2 separate regions of the Homo sapiens genome follow, and region 2 is linked to region 1. A link is a contact called in ENCODE Hi-C or POLR2A ChIA-PET data. All regions are on one chromosome and are shown on one strand. Each heading gives the region's core, a stretch centred on a gene start or an enhancer-like site at or near the end of the contact. The rest is flanking DNA. Distances are from core to core; before and after follow the strand shown.

The links. Hi-C counts contacts between places; a loop is a spot of excess contacts on that map. ChIA-PET counts read pairs that join two places held with the same protein, here RNA polymerase II (POLR2A). Pooled maps may share reads with other maps.
Region 2: a loop to region 1 is called in a map of posterior cingulate gyrus, with 8 times the contacts of the local background. The contact joins two enhancer-like sites. A Hi-C loop is called at or near these places in 1 of 168 maps with a recorded cell type or tissue (posterior cingulate gyrus) and 1 of 50 pooled maps. POLR2A ChIA-PET finds 5 or more read pairs at or near these places in 3 of 52 experiments (K562, activated T-cell and naive thymus-derived CD4-positive, alpha-beta T cell).

Annotation. Positions count from the first base shown.
Region 1 is chr2:12,260,136-12,267,746 of GRCh38, reverse strand. All of the region lies in intron 3 of MIR3681HG (MIR3681 host gene), which reads right to left. Among named protein-coding and RNA genes, the nearest start is that of MIR3681, 65 kb to the right of the region's middle. Within about 2 kb of position 4,911, at least 3 of the 41 ENCODE cell types and tissues checked have a DNase peak (open chromatin) inside an H3K27ac peak, as active enhancers do.
Region 2 is chr2:12,313,414-12,321,024 of GRCh38, reverse strand. All of the region lies in intron 4 of MIR3681HG (MIR3681 host gene), which reads right to left. Among named protein-coding and RNA genes, the nearest start is that of MIR3681, 120 kb to the right of the region's middle. Within about 2 kb of position 2,829, at least 12 of the 41 ENCODE cell types and tissues checked have a DNase peak (open chromatin) inside an H3K27ac peak, as active enhancers do.

The DNA of each region.
Region 1 (7,611 bases), core at 3,662-6,161:
CAATGTAATGATGTTCAAATACCAAGAATTGTAATGGTTCAAAACTAAGCTTCAATCCCTTTGATGTCATTCTACGTGTAGTTTATCCTTTTTTCTGTAGGATTGTTTATTGGAGACCCAACTCAAGTTTGGGGATTACTAGAGTTTTCTCTCCTTTGTAGAGGGTATAATTAATATTTTATGGATAAACAGTGTCTCTAAACAGGTAAGTAATGTACTAAGGTCACAGGACTATTAATATTTTTAAAAAAATAAAGATAACAAGAATAGGGAAAAAATTACAGTGAACGAGCCAACTCTTAGACTCGTAGTTTACATTTTGATTCAAGTTTTGAAATTTCAGCCAGATGAATTTGGTTTATCACAAGGATTTTGTACAAGCCCCATCTCCACATGTCACCATTCCCACTAATAGGGATGACAGCTTGTCAGTAGCACATCTCAGCTCTCTTTCATGTTCTGTCTACACAGAGAGGGAAGTCATAGTATTGCCATAACTTTACAGTCACTGAGCAATGAGGACATGTTTATATCAAGGCAATTAAAACTGGGTGGGGGACTAGGGGAGGGATAGCATTACGAGAAATACCTAATGTAGATGACAGGTTGAAGGGTGCAGCAAACCACCATGACATATGTATACCTGTGTAACAAACCTGCACGTTCTACACATGTACCCCAGTACTTAAAGTATTTAAAAAAAAAAAAAAAACTTGCTGTTTTTCAGACTGGGGCTGGGGGCAAATTTTTAACTCAAGTGAATATTTTTCCCTAGAATAAAAAACATTTTCTCTTTATTATAAATTACTTGTAAAATAAATTAGCAGAAAGACTCATTGATGAAGTAAAGCATATCTTTGGTGTACTGGGTGGAGTTGGAAAAGTTACTTACCCTCTATAGACCTTATTGTCCTCTGAAATATGAGGTAGCAAATTACCCTAGCACATCTAAAAATTTTACAACACGTAAGTTTTGTTTTTGAAAAGTGTCCCATGATTAAGTAAGTCTTGAAACTATGTTCTCCTCCTTAAGATTCACCCTGTATGTTTTTTGTGTTAAAGGCTCAGCAAACCTACTGATGTTCAGTGGATTACATTTTTGGGGAGTACATTCTAGATCAGAATATTTCTCAGCCCTCTTGAAACTCTCTCACTTTTCTAGGAATACTGACAGAAAATATGCTTAAGTGGTTTCATTAGTTACCAGCAGAAAGGCCCACAGAACTAAAATCCCTTTCTGGTTTACATGTTCCTTGTATTTAAAATGAAATTCTCAAAAGGGAAAGACAGAAGGAATAAAATCAACTGACAATCTGATGAGGCAGTGTCACTCCGATTGTTTGCAGTTGAGGAAACTGAGGCTTTGAAGTCAAATGACTTGCTCAATGTCATAAACATTTGGTAAAAAAATTGGCCAGGCATGGTGGTTCATGCCTGTAATCCCACCACTTTGGGAGGCCAAGACAGGCAGATCACTTGAAGCCAGGAGTTGGAGACCAGCCATGGCCAACATGGCAAAACTCCATCGCTACTAAAAATACAAAAAATAAGCCAGGTGTGGTGGCATGCGCCTCTAGTCCCAGCTACTCAGGAGGCTGAGGCAGGGGATTCACTTGAACCCAGGAGTCATAGGTTGCAGTGACCTGAGGTGGTACCACTGCACTCCAGTCTGGGCAACAGAGAGAGAGACTCTGTCTCAAAAATTATTAATTAATTAATTTTAAAAATTGGTTAAATTGTGTACCAAGAACTCTAGTTGGTGAGAAGCAATTTTGGGCCCATCTTAGAACTACAGAATCTCAATTTTGATAGCTACAAAAGCCCGATTGTTCCAGAAGCCTTTCTACATTCCCATTCTCTTGAATGAAGATTCCTGAGGGTTATTCAGAGGGACACAGAGGAGGGTATTTCTCAACTGTGACAGTTCATGGCTGACTCAAAAGCAAATATGCTAAAAGGCAAGAGGTCTCAAAACTATATGTACTCTTTTTCAGATTGATCAACAAACCACTAAAAATTATAATAGAAACCACAAGGAAAAAAGAAGCATTAAGCTTTCAAGTTCCTGTTGGTATTAAGCAGCTAATTCCAAAAGCACAAAACTCTGTCTACAGTGGATAAAATCTTATGTTAACGAGTGTCCTAAAAATTTTTGTTAATTAATTTTATGTTTTAACATAGAATGGGAATAACAATGATTTGAGTGTTTTCTGGGTATCATTCACTTTTATACATTATCTGTTATTTTATGTAAATAGTAGGATTATATGAATACAGTTCAAAATTAAAGGGCATTTATTGTGTGACAGGTTTTATGCTACAAACTAGATAAAGAGTTTAAGAATATGGTCCTTGACCTTAAATGCCAAGTGGCACATGGTGGATTGACTGTGTAAATAGAATTTCATAAGAGAGAATGCCAGAAAGAGGGCAAGTACAGGTTCTGTGTTAGCCAGTGGAGAGCGACCTAACAGAGAAACATGACGGTGGGTGATGGCCAAGGAGTTGGGTAGTGTTATTCAATTTTAATGTTGCAGTATGAATAAGTTTAGCCATAAAAAAAAGTGGCAGAAATAATCCCTGGGAAAACAGAAAGCTCTAGGATATGAATTACCATGTTAGATATTGATTGCTCCATGCATCCAAGATTCCAGATATCTGCTCAGGCATCCACTACAACTACTGGTGTTCCTCTGATTCAGCCACAAAGTCTCATGTGGCCTCCACCTTGATGAGGGCCACAGAGGAGACACATGGACTTCTTCTGTCCTCTAATCTAAGGCCAGAAGTAAAGGCTGTCTGATACAGTTTGGATGTGTGTCCCAACCCAAATTTCATCTTGAAATGTAATCCTTAATGTTGGAGGTGGGATCAGGTGGGAGGTGATTGGATCATGGAAGTAGTTTTCTCATGCATGGTTTAGTAACATCCACTTGGTACTTTCCTCATGAGAGTAAGTGAGTTTTTGCAAGATTTAGTTGTATAAAATTGTATAGCACCTCCTTCCTCGCTCTCTTGCTCCTGTTCCCATCATGTGATATGCCTACTTCCCCTTCACCTTCTGCCACGATTACAAGTTTCCTCAGGCATCTTCAGAAGCAGAGCAGATGCCAGCATCTTGCTTCCTGTACAACCTGAAGGACTATGAGCCAATTAAACCTCTTTTGTTTATAAATGATCCGGTCTAGGTATTTCTTTATAGCAATGAGAGAACAGACTGATACAGAAAATTATTACTGTGGAATGGGGCATTGTTATAAAGATATCTGAAAATGTGGCAGTGACTTTGGAGCTGGGTAACAGGCAGAGGTTAGAAGAGTTTGGAGGGCTCAGAAGAAAACAGGAAGATGAAGAAAAGTTCAGAGTGTCTTAGAAACTGGTTAAATGGTTGTGACCAAAATGCTGATAGTGATATGCGATATGAATATTGAAGGCCAAGCTGACAAGATCTCAGATGGAAGTGAGGAACTTATTGGGAACTGGAGCAAAGGTCACTTTTGTCATGCCTTAGCAAAGAACTTGGCTGCATTGTGCCCCTGCCCTAGAGATCTGCAGAACTTTGAATTTTAGAGTGATGATTTAGGGTATCTGGTGGAAGAAATTTCTAAAAAGAAAAACCTTCAAAGTGCAGCATGGCTGCTTCTACCACCCTGTGCTCAGGTGCAAGATCATATAAATGACTTAAAACTAGAACTTATATTTAAAAGGGAAGTGGAGCATGTAAGTATGAAAAATTTGCAGTCTGGCTATGTGGTAGGAAAGAAAAGCCCATTTTCAAGGGAGGAATTCAAGTGGGCTGCAGAAATTTGCATGAGTAAAAAGGAGCCAAGTGCTAATAGGTAAGACAATGGAGAAAAGCCTTCAAAGGCATTTCAGAAAACTGAAGGCTAACAGAACATGTGCTTTTGCATTTTTGTGCTATAAAAAAAGTCTCAGGTATAATTTCTAGTACAGTTAATATCAATAGATATAGCCCACATAAATAAAAGCACTATGGAATCTTCAGTAATTTTTAAGAGTAAAAAGCGTTGTAAAACCAACCCTTTGATAACCACTGTTGTGGCTAATCAGATAAAATCTATGTTAGTATTTTATGTTAATTAAAAAACATCTATAAATCAAGCTTCTATGTGATATCACAGTCCACTCCCAGCTCATTTTAGATCAGTGCATCTCAGCCTTGATTGTACGTTGTAGTCACCTAGGGAGGTTGAAAAACTAGTACTGACCTGATTTTCACAGCCTCCTAGCCCAGATATTCTTATTTAATGGATATAGGGTTTTACTAGGGGATCTGGAGTTTTAACTTCTTTCCAGATGATTTTGTTATGCAGCCAAATTTGAGAACCATTGTCTCCTAGAATAGGAGATCCTAGAAACACACATGTTTGGTGGGCAGGAGAGACAGGGCTGTCACCAACCCCCCTGGATTCCTGGGACTAGAATGAAGTGGAGATGGGCTATTCAGAATGGGCAGTCAGAGCTGTGCCAGGGCAGGCCTCCTTCCCAGGGAATTACTTCATAACTTATGTCCTTGGACTGGGATGTGAGCTCAGAGGACTGAAACCTCAAATCTGGATTCTAGGTTCGAGCACCTCTCAAATGATAGCCTTTATTCACTCTATTCACTCTTTCCCAGCCTTCCTTGCTCGTGCAGTACCATGACAACTTTGCCCATTAGTGATCATAACCCTCCCCACTGTGTCCTCTTCTAAATTGATAAATTAAGAATCCATGTGGAATGGAATTTTTTGCAGTCTGTTAGGTCAGCACCCCTGCCAAAACCAAGTGGGCTGAATCATCCTATGGCAGTTCCTAAGTGCTGCTCCCCAGAATTCACAGCCAGGCCTGCAAACCTGCTGTCTGTGTGTCAGGAGAGAGAAGACACCTGGGCCAAATCTCATGGTTGTCATGACAGCCAAGTCTAAAATAGACTTTCAGACACAAGAGCTGTTTGGCTGACTCTGACCTACATGTAAGCATAAATATTATTCATGTTAGAAAGGAAGTGATCTTCTGTTTTCTTCAGAGAGAGATTTGGAAATTCAGGCTATAGATTTGCTTCATGTGGATATTACAAAGTTTAAAAAGGACTCCTAAGTTGTGAAGATGATAATGGTTTGTACTTTTTATAATAATGTCCTTGTACAAAGTGACACTAACATTCTTTATTACCACCTGGTTGCATGTTATGTATTCAGCCTGTATATACAAAAACACGATGTTGGTAAGCCTTGGGTGCAGAGGTGAGCACTGTTACCAATACTCTTAGTCATAAATCCTTTGTCACCTCCATTCATTCATAAGAAAAAAAGGAAGCAGAGAGACAAGTAAGGGGTGTTGGGGTATTGTATTCGCAGTAAGAAATGGTAGAGCCTAGAAAAAGCCTGGGAATAAGAAATCCACAAATCCTTCATCTCCACTATGGTTTGAATATTTGTTCCCTACAAGCCTCATATTGAAATTTGATCCCCAGTGTTGAAGGTGGGACCTAATGGGAAGTATCTGAATCATGGAGAGGCAGATGGCTCAGGAATACCTCCCCTGGGGGTGAATGAGTTTTAACTCTATTCATGCCTGCAAGAGAGAGCTGGCTGTTAAAGAGAGCCTGGTACCTCTCCCTCTCCCCCTTGCTTCCTTTCTCACCATGGGATCTGTGCATAGGCCGGCTGCCCTTCTCCTGTCATGAGTAGAAGCAGCCTGAGGCCATCACCAGATGCCAGTCTTGAACCTTCTAGCCAGAAGAATCATAAGCCAAATAATCATTTTTTCTTAATAAATTACACAGCCTCAGATATTCTTTATAGTGACACAAAACAGACTAAGACAATCTTAATTCCTCCTGTCTCAACTCTTGCTAGGTTTGCTCTACCACTGAAGCTCTACAATCTTACATAATATTTTTGAAACAATAATCCTGGCATTTTCCTCTAGAATTTTCTGTACGGGTAGAAATCTAAGCTGTCCGGTATGGCATCAGTGAGCCACTTGTGGCTACTGAGCACTTGAAATGTGGATGGTGTGGATAAGATGTGCAGTAAGTGTGCAATACAAATTAAATGTTGAAGATTTAGTGTGAAAAATAATGTAAAACATTCAATTGATAATTTTTATACTTACATGTTGAAATGAAAATATTTGGATATAGTTGACTAAGGAAAATATGTTATTTAGATTATTTTCACCTGCTTTTTTTTTTAATGTGGTTACTTAAAAATTTGTAAATGATGTATGTGGTTTACATCATAGACAGAGGGATAGATGATTGAGAATGAAGAAAAGAAGAAGACAAAAATGAAGACAAAGAAGGAGAAGGAGGAGAAAGAGGAACGGAGACGGAGAGAAAGAGAGACTGATCTGGACTCATATCGCCTGGATCTTGAACCCTGACTTTTTGCTGTTATTGTTGTTCTATATGACATTGATCATATTAGTAAATTTCCTGTGCTTCCATTTCCTCATCTGTAATGTGAGAATAAAAATAGTAATGCTGCTTTTGGATTCTTGGGAATATTAAATACCCAAGAAAAATATTTTTAATATTTTTATTACAAGATGAAGCCCAAACTCTTTTTCTGGCATCCAATATCCTCATTATTTTTGTGCCCAGTTATTTTCTCACTCCTATATTCTTATTTTTCCCCATTCTTTTATTCCTTCCACATTCCAATCAAATGAATATCATGGGACTGACTACAGGTTGTCACAATGATCTCTTCCTCTGTCTTAAACCAAAACTTATTTCAACCTCACCTTCCCATCGCAGGTGATGCTAAATCACCAGTTGCTGGGACTAAGAACCTGAATCATTCAGGATCCTTCTCTTGTGTTTTCCCTCATATCCCAGGCATGGTCTATAGATTCTAATTCTGAAAAAGAGCTGAATTTTCCTCCTCTCTCCATCCCACCTAGAATAACCTTCCACCATCTCTTATCTGGGTTACTGTAACAGCCTCTTCAGTGGGCTCCCTGCCTCCAGCCTTTTTTTTTTTTTTTTTTTTTGAGACAGAGTCTTGCTCTTGTTGCCCAGGCTGGAGTGCAGTGGCGTGATCTTGGCTCACTGCAACGTGTGCCTCCTGGGTTCAAGCGATTTTCCTGCCTCAGCCTCCTGAGTAGCTGGGATTACACCACCATGCCCAGCTAATTTTTGTATTTTTAGTAGAGATGCGGTTTCCATCATGTTGGCCAGGCTGGTCTCAAACTCCTGACCTTAGGTGATCCACCTGCCTCGGCCTCCCAAAGTTTAGCTGCACATACCTGGCAGAGTTGGTGATCTAAAAGCACAAATCACATCCTGCTTTTTCCCTTCTCAAAGCTTCCAACAGCTTGTCACTGTGCCTAGAACAAAATTCAAACTCTTTATCATGCTTTACATGATCCGGCATTTGCCTACCTTTCCAATGCCATCTGTGATTAATTTTCCTATTGCTCGCTCTCCTGAGGACAAACTTGTTTTCTCTCTGATCCTTGAGCAAAGCAGGCTTGATACAGCCTTTGCCCTTCCTACTTTATTGTCTGGAAACCTCTCCTATTTGCTGTTTTCTTGACAGCCTCTTTCTCATGATTCAAATCTCTGTCCAAATGCCATCTTCTGCAAAAGACCCTACCTGG
Region 2 (7,611 bases), core at 1,580-4,079, 55 kb before region 1:
TCCAATGGCCCTGGGTTTTGGCAAAGTCTCTAGAAGGATTTCTTAAATGTTCTGGTTTTAGCAGAGGCCAAATTATCTTTCTGAAGTATGTGCTCCCTTAATATCAAAACTTTCACATTTCATGGGAAATTCAAACCATATGTTTCCGTGCTATTTACCTTTAATGTACTCAAATGCCATCTTGTAAGAGAAGTTTGATTTCAGGAAAAAAATTGAGTCATCAATAAGCCCCCTTTCCTTGAGTCACGAATCAGTATTTTTCTTTTTTCTTTTTTTTTTTTTTTTTTGCAAATTCCCCCAAATCTCCCATGCAAAGAACTCAGGTTGGATCCTAAGTCCTTGGACCAGACATTTCCAGAAGGAACATTTTAAATTCAATTATGTTCTAAACTCTTCATGCTTTCTTTCATCCATATTTACAACCATAAATTGTAGCCACACAGTTACTAGAAGCAAAGAAGCCAAATAGATGTTGAAATGATGACGCTGGCGCTGGAGCGATGTGATTGTAGTCAATGTTTTGTTTTGTTTATTCTTGACTGATAAAGATCATTTCACAGTTTATTTTTAGTCTTGTTCATAGAAATGGCATTGTTCCTTGAGTACAAACGAATTAAATTTGTATTTAGAATTGTCATTTCATTTAAGTGGTACAGAGACTTATGATTTCATGCATTTGGGTAATAAACCAATTTTACCATGGCCCTGCCAGGTGCCAGTCACAGGGGAAGTCACATACATGAGATGTGACCACTGGTGGGAAAACACAAGGTCAAATGGGGAACTGAGTTTCTAATACACAGTCAGAAATGCGCGACCAGTGATTGGGAAAAAGATCAGATGCAGATCCAGATTGATTTACGGAGAGCATGCATGTTTACTGATTGTATAACAATCCAGTGGCTTCTTAAAAGTAAAAACCAGCAGAGATAAGCAGGCCTATCACAAGCTCAGAAAAGACATGTGCAGTGTAGTCACAGCCTTTTAATCAGATGTATAAAGAAACAGCCAAGGTTATGAGCTCTAGAATCAATGCACCTGCATTTGAATCCTAAGTGCAAAATGACAGAATAAGTCAAGAGAAAGGCAGGCCTAGACCCCGGGTTTCCTGACTCTGAAGCCAGTGTTCTTTGACAGTAATAAGCAACATACACCACAATTCCCTCCACCTACTTCATCTCCAGATCTGGACAGTGACCGTTGTACTACATAGTGCTGACTTACTAAGTAAAGTCACCAGTGAAGTTCCTTAGAAACAACAAAGCTTTGAGACATATATTTTTCTAGACATTACCCATTAAACTACAGCAACTAGGTAATCCATTCCATGGTAACATTACCTACAAAAATTGGTTTTTACTCAGTTATCTAGAAAATAAACAACAATAAATCTCCAAGGAGCCTTGGTAGGGAAGCATCTCTGCCTTCTCTTCAGTCTGACTGTGCTTCTCACATTAGGGTGAGGTCAGTCTTGGAATCTGTGGCAGTGAACCTGGTTTTATGCAAATCCAGGCACAAATATGGTACCTCTCCTGGGAGGGTCAATTCTACTGGAAATTTGGAGGGAAACATTATTTTGTATTAGAGACACAGAGACAGCAAAATGCAACATTGCCTGAATTAAAACAAGGCATAGAGCTTACAGTTTTGTTTTAAAACAATAGCTTACATTTATGGAGCCCTTAAATAGAGGAACTTAACATATATTAAGGATTAACATCTATTAACTTAACCTTCAGAGTAACTCAATAAGGAAGATAAAATCGTTGAAGCCAACAAGAATCCAAACTGAGAGAGGCAACAGAAGTTATCCAAGACACGCAGCTCCCAAACGTATAGGGATTCAAATCCAAGACACTCTACCCCAGAACCCATAAATATAACCACTATGTTACATTGCCTCTCACTCTGGTATTTACTGGAAAGACAGTTTTAGCTATGTCACCATAAAGCAAGGGAGTATTCATTCACTCTCTCCTGTTGGCTTTGAGTACACAGTGGAAAATTTTGAGACGCCTTGGATTCTAGCTTCCCCCATGGCTGGTGGCAGTTATATAACATGCACATCAGTAAAACAGCTGAATTGCAAATAGTCTACTAACCTGGAAGGAATGTCTGAATGCCTCCCACACCACAATGGTGCTAATTCAGTTGGGAGAGTTTTGTGGGTTTGCTCTGATTTTATTGAAATAAAGGGTTTGGCTATCATAGTTGGTAACTTGAGTGTGTCTTTTGATCCATGTAGAAATAGCTCATCTAAATGACATTTACATGTTATTCTTAACTGCCTGCGGAATCAGATAATCCTTTCCCCAGAAGGATGTCGGCAGCCTCCATAATTTGTGAAGGAAAAGCATCCGGGAACGAACATGCTGTCAGGCGTGCCTTGAGGCATGATTTCTGGGTTGATGATTCACATACTTTTATAGCTTTGGTTTTTCACGGTCTTTGTTTTTAAAAAGCAATTTGAATGTACGTGAGCTTTATGACTGTGTGTATTCTTAGGGAGGCATTTGAGAGTATTTTTCCCCACATATTTAGGAACTCAGAATGTAATCTGGGAGACAGTAGAATTTGATTTGAGGTTAGAGAGTGCCCAGGTGAATGAGAAGGCTGGAACCTCCTGTTCCAATAGGCCAGCTCTGAACTGTGCCAGGGATAAATAGACCAGGAAAAAATATTGTGTCATAAACCCAGACCTTGACTTTTCACCAAAGGTCTCACCAAATGGCGTAGGGCTGTCTCAGGGCCCGAGTGTTCTGTGCAGGATGTGAAAGTTCAACATGGAAGAATTCCAAAATGTATGACTAGTCTGAAGTCAGAGGAAAAGTACCATGCAGGCTCTGATTCACTTAGAACTCAGGGATCTGTTTGCAAAGGCAGTGGAAGAGACACAGACATTAATGTAAGTAACTCTGCCTCAGGTGTACAAGGGGAGCAGTAAAGGCCACCGCCAGGAGGCCATCAATCTGGCCAGAGCCTTGGTCAGTAGCTTTAGCAACGCATGTGTGTTGATCTGAGACTTACTTGCCTGGCAGCACTCTTCCCATGCCCAGTGTCTCACGTCCAGGTGGTAACTGTCAGTCCTGCCCTCTTGACATTCCTCAAGGCCAGCCTCATTCTACTCCCACACTCTCCATAGAGCCTCCCCATTTCTCTCCTGGATACCTGGAATAGCCTCCCACCTAAGTCCGTGGCTCCCTGCTGAGCCTCACTCTGCAAACTTTCTTATCCCTAGCTTCCAGGGACATCTTTCTAATACACAGTTCTGATTGTGTCTCTGCCCTGTCAATAAAATCTTGGGAAGCATTGCATGACAATAAGGAGTTGTCCTTATTGTCATGGCATGGATCACCCTTGATCCACGATCCTGGGCTTTGCCTCCCTTTGTGCCCCTCTTTCCACACACCACACTCTGTTCCATTGGCGTGCTGGACTCTCAGATTCTGTGCCTTTGCTGATAGCATGTGTTCTCTCTGCCTGTGACATATCTGACCTCACACCCACACTGCTTCTGGCCTGCTGGGTTAACACATTTGTGTTCTCCAAGCCTCAGATATTGTGGCTGCCCCCAGGCCACCTCTGTTGGTTTCTCCAGGGTCTTTACACACCCTCCCCTGTCAACGCAGGCTATCCTGTTGAAACCACCTTTGCAAAAATTATAGTAGTAACAAAATTATGGTAGTAAAAGATCTGATCAAACCCATCCTTATCTTGCCTTTCCCTTAATTATTCCTGGGCTTTTGGGTTAAGCTAACTTTGAGAGACATTTAGTTTATAGTTTAAATGATAATAGGCCTTCCCCCAAACTCAACTACCTCTGTAAAGTGAATGAAAGGGCATCACCTGGGGGAGAAGGGGAATCTGAATTTTGGTAAGGTGTAGACATAGATGATTGCCAGCCATTCCTGCAAATAACTCCACTATTGTAGAACCTAAGATCGGCCAATTGAGCTATCTTTTCAGGTTTTTTGCGTGTCTGACACACATGGCTCTACTTGGGCCCACTGACCCTTGCTCCTATGACCCCCATCCAGAAGCAACTGAGCTCAAGTGGACACTGTTGACCCCCTGTAATTTCATCTCTGCCCCGATTCGGCAGCAAACACCCATTACCTGGCCACCCCCACCCTCTCCCACAGACTGTCTTTGAAAAACCCCTGACCTACGAGCCTTGGATGAGATTGATTTGAGTAGTAACTCTATGTCCCACGTGGTATGGCCAGACTTCCATCCATTAAACTCTTCCTTTACTGCAACGTCATGCTCTTTATTTGTGCAGTGGGCAAGAAGAACCCACTGGACAGTTATACTGTCACTGCCACAACAGAGTGACTCATCTCTGTACCATGTCATTTTTTACCTGACTGTCTCTCCCTCTGCACTATGAGCTCCTCAAGGGCCAAAACAGTGTCTTATGTGCCACTGTGTCCACAACACCTCACATTGGGCCCAACCCTGAGTACATTTTCAGTAAATCTGTGCAAATTGAATGGAATTGAATTTACTTTATGCAAAATTGAGAGGCAGGGGAGATTTAAATGAATTATTTCTCTTCCAAACCACATGTCTGGATTATGCAAAAGGTAAAAGGATCTATCTTTGTGGCTGGTGACAATTCAGCCCCCAAAGGCAATGTGGGGTCACCACTGCTCAGCATTTCCAGGGCTCCCTTCCAGAGGAAAGCTTTGCAAGCAGGCACTTGGCACAGTCAGCCACCAACTCATTGTAGGGCTAAAAAGGTGTGCACACTATTTTGGAGTAGAACACCACTTGGGACAATTTGTATGGCTACCTAAATCCAGTGCTGCTTTCTTTCAAAAAGATAGATTTTTGTTAGTCTTCCTTGACCTTCTGCTCTTCAAAATTAGTTCCTTTGTACACAAATTATAAGGTTTAGGGATTGGAAAGAGGGAGAAGCAGACTGGTCTCCTCTTATCCCTCTGCTGTGTGGATGAGCAGATATTTGGAGAAGCTAGTGCATCCAAATTCTCTGAGCAACAGACTTCAACCTCAGGGTACTGTCATTGGGCAAGGAAAAGGTCATATCTACAAATCAAATTCACCTCTGTAAATATGGCTTATCCAATATAGGTTGAAATTCTTATTTGCACAAAGACCTGCACAACATCCTTGGAGAAAGCAGGGAAAGAGATTTGAGATGGATGGTTGGGAACAAAGAAACAAAGTATTTCCAGAGTTAATGCCCTAGACAGGCAAGCAGAGAGAACCCAGAAGTCAGTGACAACCTTCAGCTTTGAATCCAACTATCACGATGGGGAACCACACAGGTGAGATACTTGGTGACCCCCAGGAACATCCTTTTCTTAGTCCATTTATGCTGCTATATGAAAACCACCACAGACTGGGTACTTTAGAAATACAAGAAATTTATTTCTCATAGTTTGGGGGCTGGGAAGTCCAAGATCTCGGTGCCAGCAGAATCTGTGCCTGGTGAAGGATCTCTGCTTCCAAGATGGTGCTTTCTTGCTGCATCCTCACAGGGAAACCGTGTCCTCACATAGCAGAAGGGCAAAAAAGAAAAAGGGGAGGACACTGCATGAAGCCCCTTGATAAGAGGACTAATCCCATTGCTCCACCCTCATGACCTAATCATGCCTAAGAGCCCCACCTCTTAAAAATACTGTCACATTGGGGATCAAGTTTCAACATATGAGTTTGAGGGTGACACATTCAGATCATCTAATGCCCGGGAAGAACATGTTACAAGTTCCTTATTTTGTTTCCAGAGGATGGTAAAAATAAAACTGGTTGGTGTTATGGGCTGAATGTGTCCTCCTGAAATTCCTGTGTTGAAATCCTAACCCCTCATGTGCTGGTATTTGAAGGTGGGACCTATGGAAGTTAATTAAATTTAGGTTGGTTATCACAAGGGGGTTCTCCTGATGGAATTAATACCTTTATAAGAAGAAAAGAGAGAAGGAGATCTCTGTGCGAACACACACAGGGGAAATGCCCTGTGAGCCCGTAGTGACGGGGCTGCCTCTACAAGCCAGGAAGAGGGCCCTCATCAGAACCAAATCTGCCAGCACCTTGATCATGGACTTCCCAGCCTCCAGAATGTGAGAAATAAATGTCTGTTGTTTAAGCCACCCAATCTATGGTATTTTGTTACAGCAGCCCAAGCTGACTAAGACAGCTGGGCTAACGTTTGGTACAGAATAAACTGTAAACTTTAAAGCGTATCATGAGTTAGTGGAAGGAGCATGGAGAATATTTGTAAGCCGACCAGAGATGGATCCTTGTTTCACCAGCTTTGCAAGCCTGAGTGATTCACTCATTGTCTCTGCACTTCAGACTCCTCTCTACAAAGCCCACCCCCACTGGGATGTTGTGCTTATTCAATATGGTAGCATATGTGATGTGACGAATGAGCACCTGCTAGGGGCGAAGGCAGAGATGCAGCAGCAGGAGGAGGGAAGGGAAAGCACAGGGAGCTGTTGCTGCATAAGGCTGCAGGGAGAGAGGGGAAGGACCCAGGGGGCAGCAGCCCAAGCAGGGAAAACCCATAAGCTACGTAGGTCAAAAACAAACCACCCGAGACCAAACAGGAAGGTAAGGAGACCTGCAGAGATTAGAATACCTGTTACTGCCCTACCTGGGGGCTTGAGTCCAAAGCGCAAAGACAATTTCACAGGTGACTTCCTCTTTCCCCTCCTCCCCAGGCCGGATGAAATAAGAGTGTGTGGATTTCCTTGCAGGAAGGAAGGTAAGCAGTATCCCCACTGACATCAGGCAGAAGGCGGGGTCAGTCCCACAGCAAGAGCTCAATGGCTGCTTGTTCTGCCTTCTAAAAAGCTGAATGTAAGATTTAGGCTTGGTGTTTTACGTAAGGGAAAAGGACCTTGAAGACTATAGAAAGCAAATGGGTATTCCATACATACCCACTTCCTCTCTCCAGGAAGCTGAAGAAAGCTTAGCTCCTGAAGCACAGAAGAGCTAAACAAAGTACTCCAGCATCCTGTCGTTCTGACTTGTGTGATTCCAATTTGAATCACGCCACAAATGTAAAATGACTTCATTTTCCTGTGCCAGATCCCCTGGGGATCTCAGACTTTTTATGCCTCTCTGAAATGAAGTTCAGCCTAGCCCCAGTGAAGGAAAACGCTTCTATAGGCAGGAGGCTGCTGGAGCCAAAACATGAGCAGAGTCTATTCATCCTCCTTTGACAAAGCTCATCCTCTTGGAACAAGGGAACTTCAGTCCCTAATGTCTCAGGCTTGGCAGCACAGTGAGAGCTGGTTTCATGTGGAGGTTTAGAAACTAGTGCTCAAATATAAAACTTAGTGCCGGGAGCCCAGAAAGATCATCTGACTCTTACCCAGAGCTCTGCTCCTAAGATAACTCTAACCCTAGCCACATCTTTTGACATCCTTTGTAAACAATGAGGTCAGAAGGGTGCTCTCCACACGCAAGTCTGTTAAGTCTCATAAACAGTAAGTGGCCTTGGGTTGGGGTTTACTGGCTACGGATCCCCACCCCACTTGAAGAGCAATAGTAACCTGTGTCTTTTTACCAATACAGATGTTCATTCATTAGTTACAGGTTTACTGACCACCTACCGTAAGATAACAGGCACCCAGGATACAG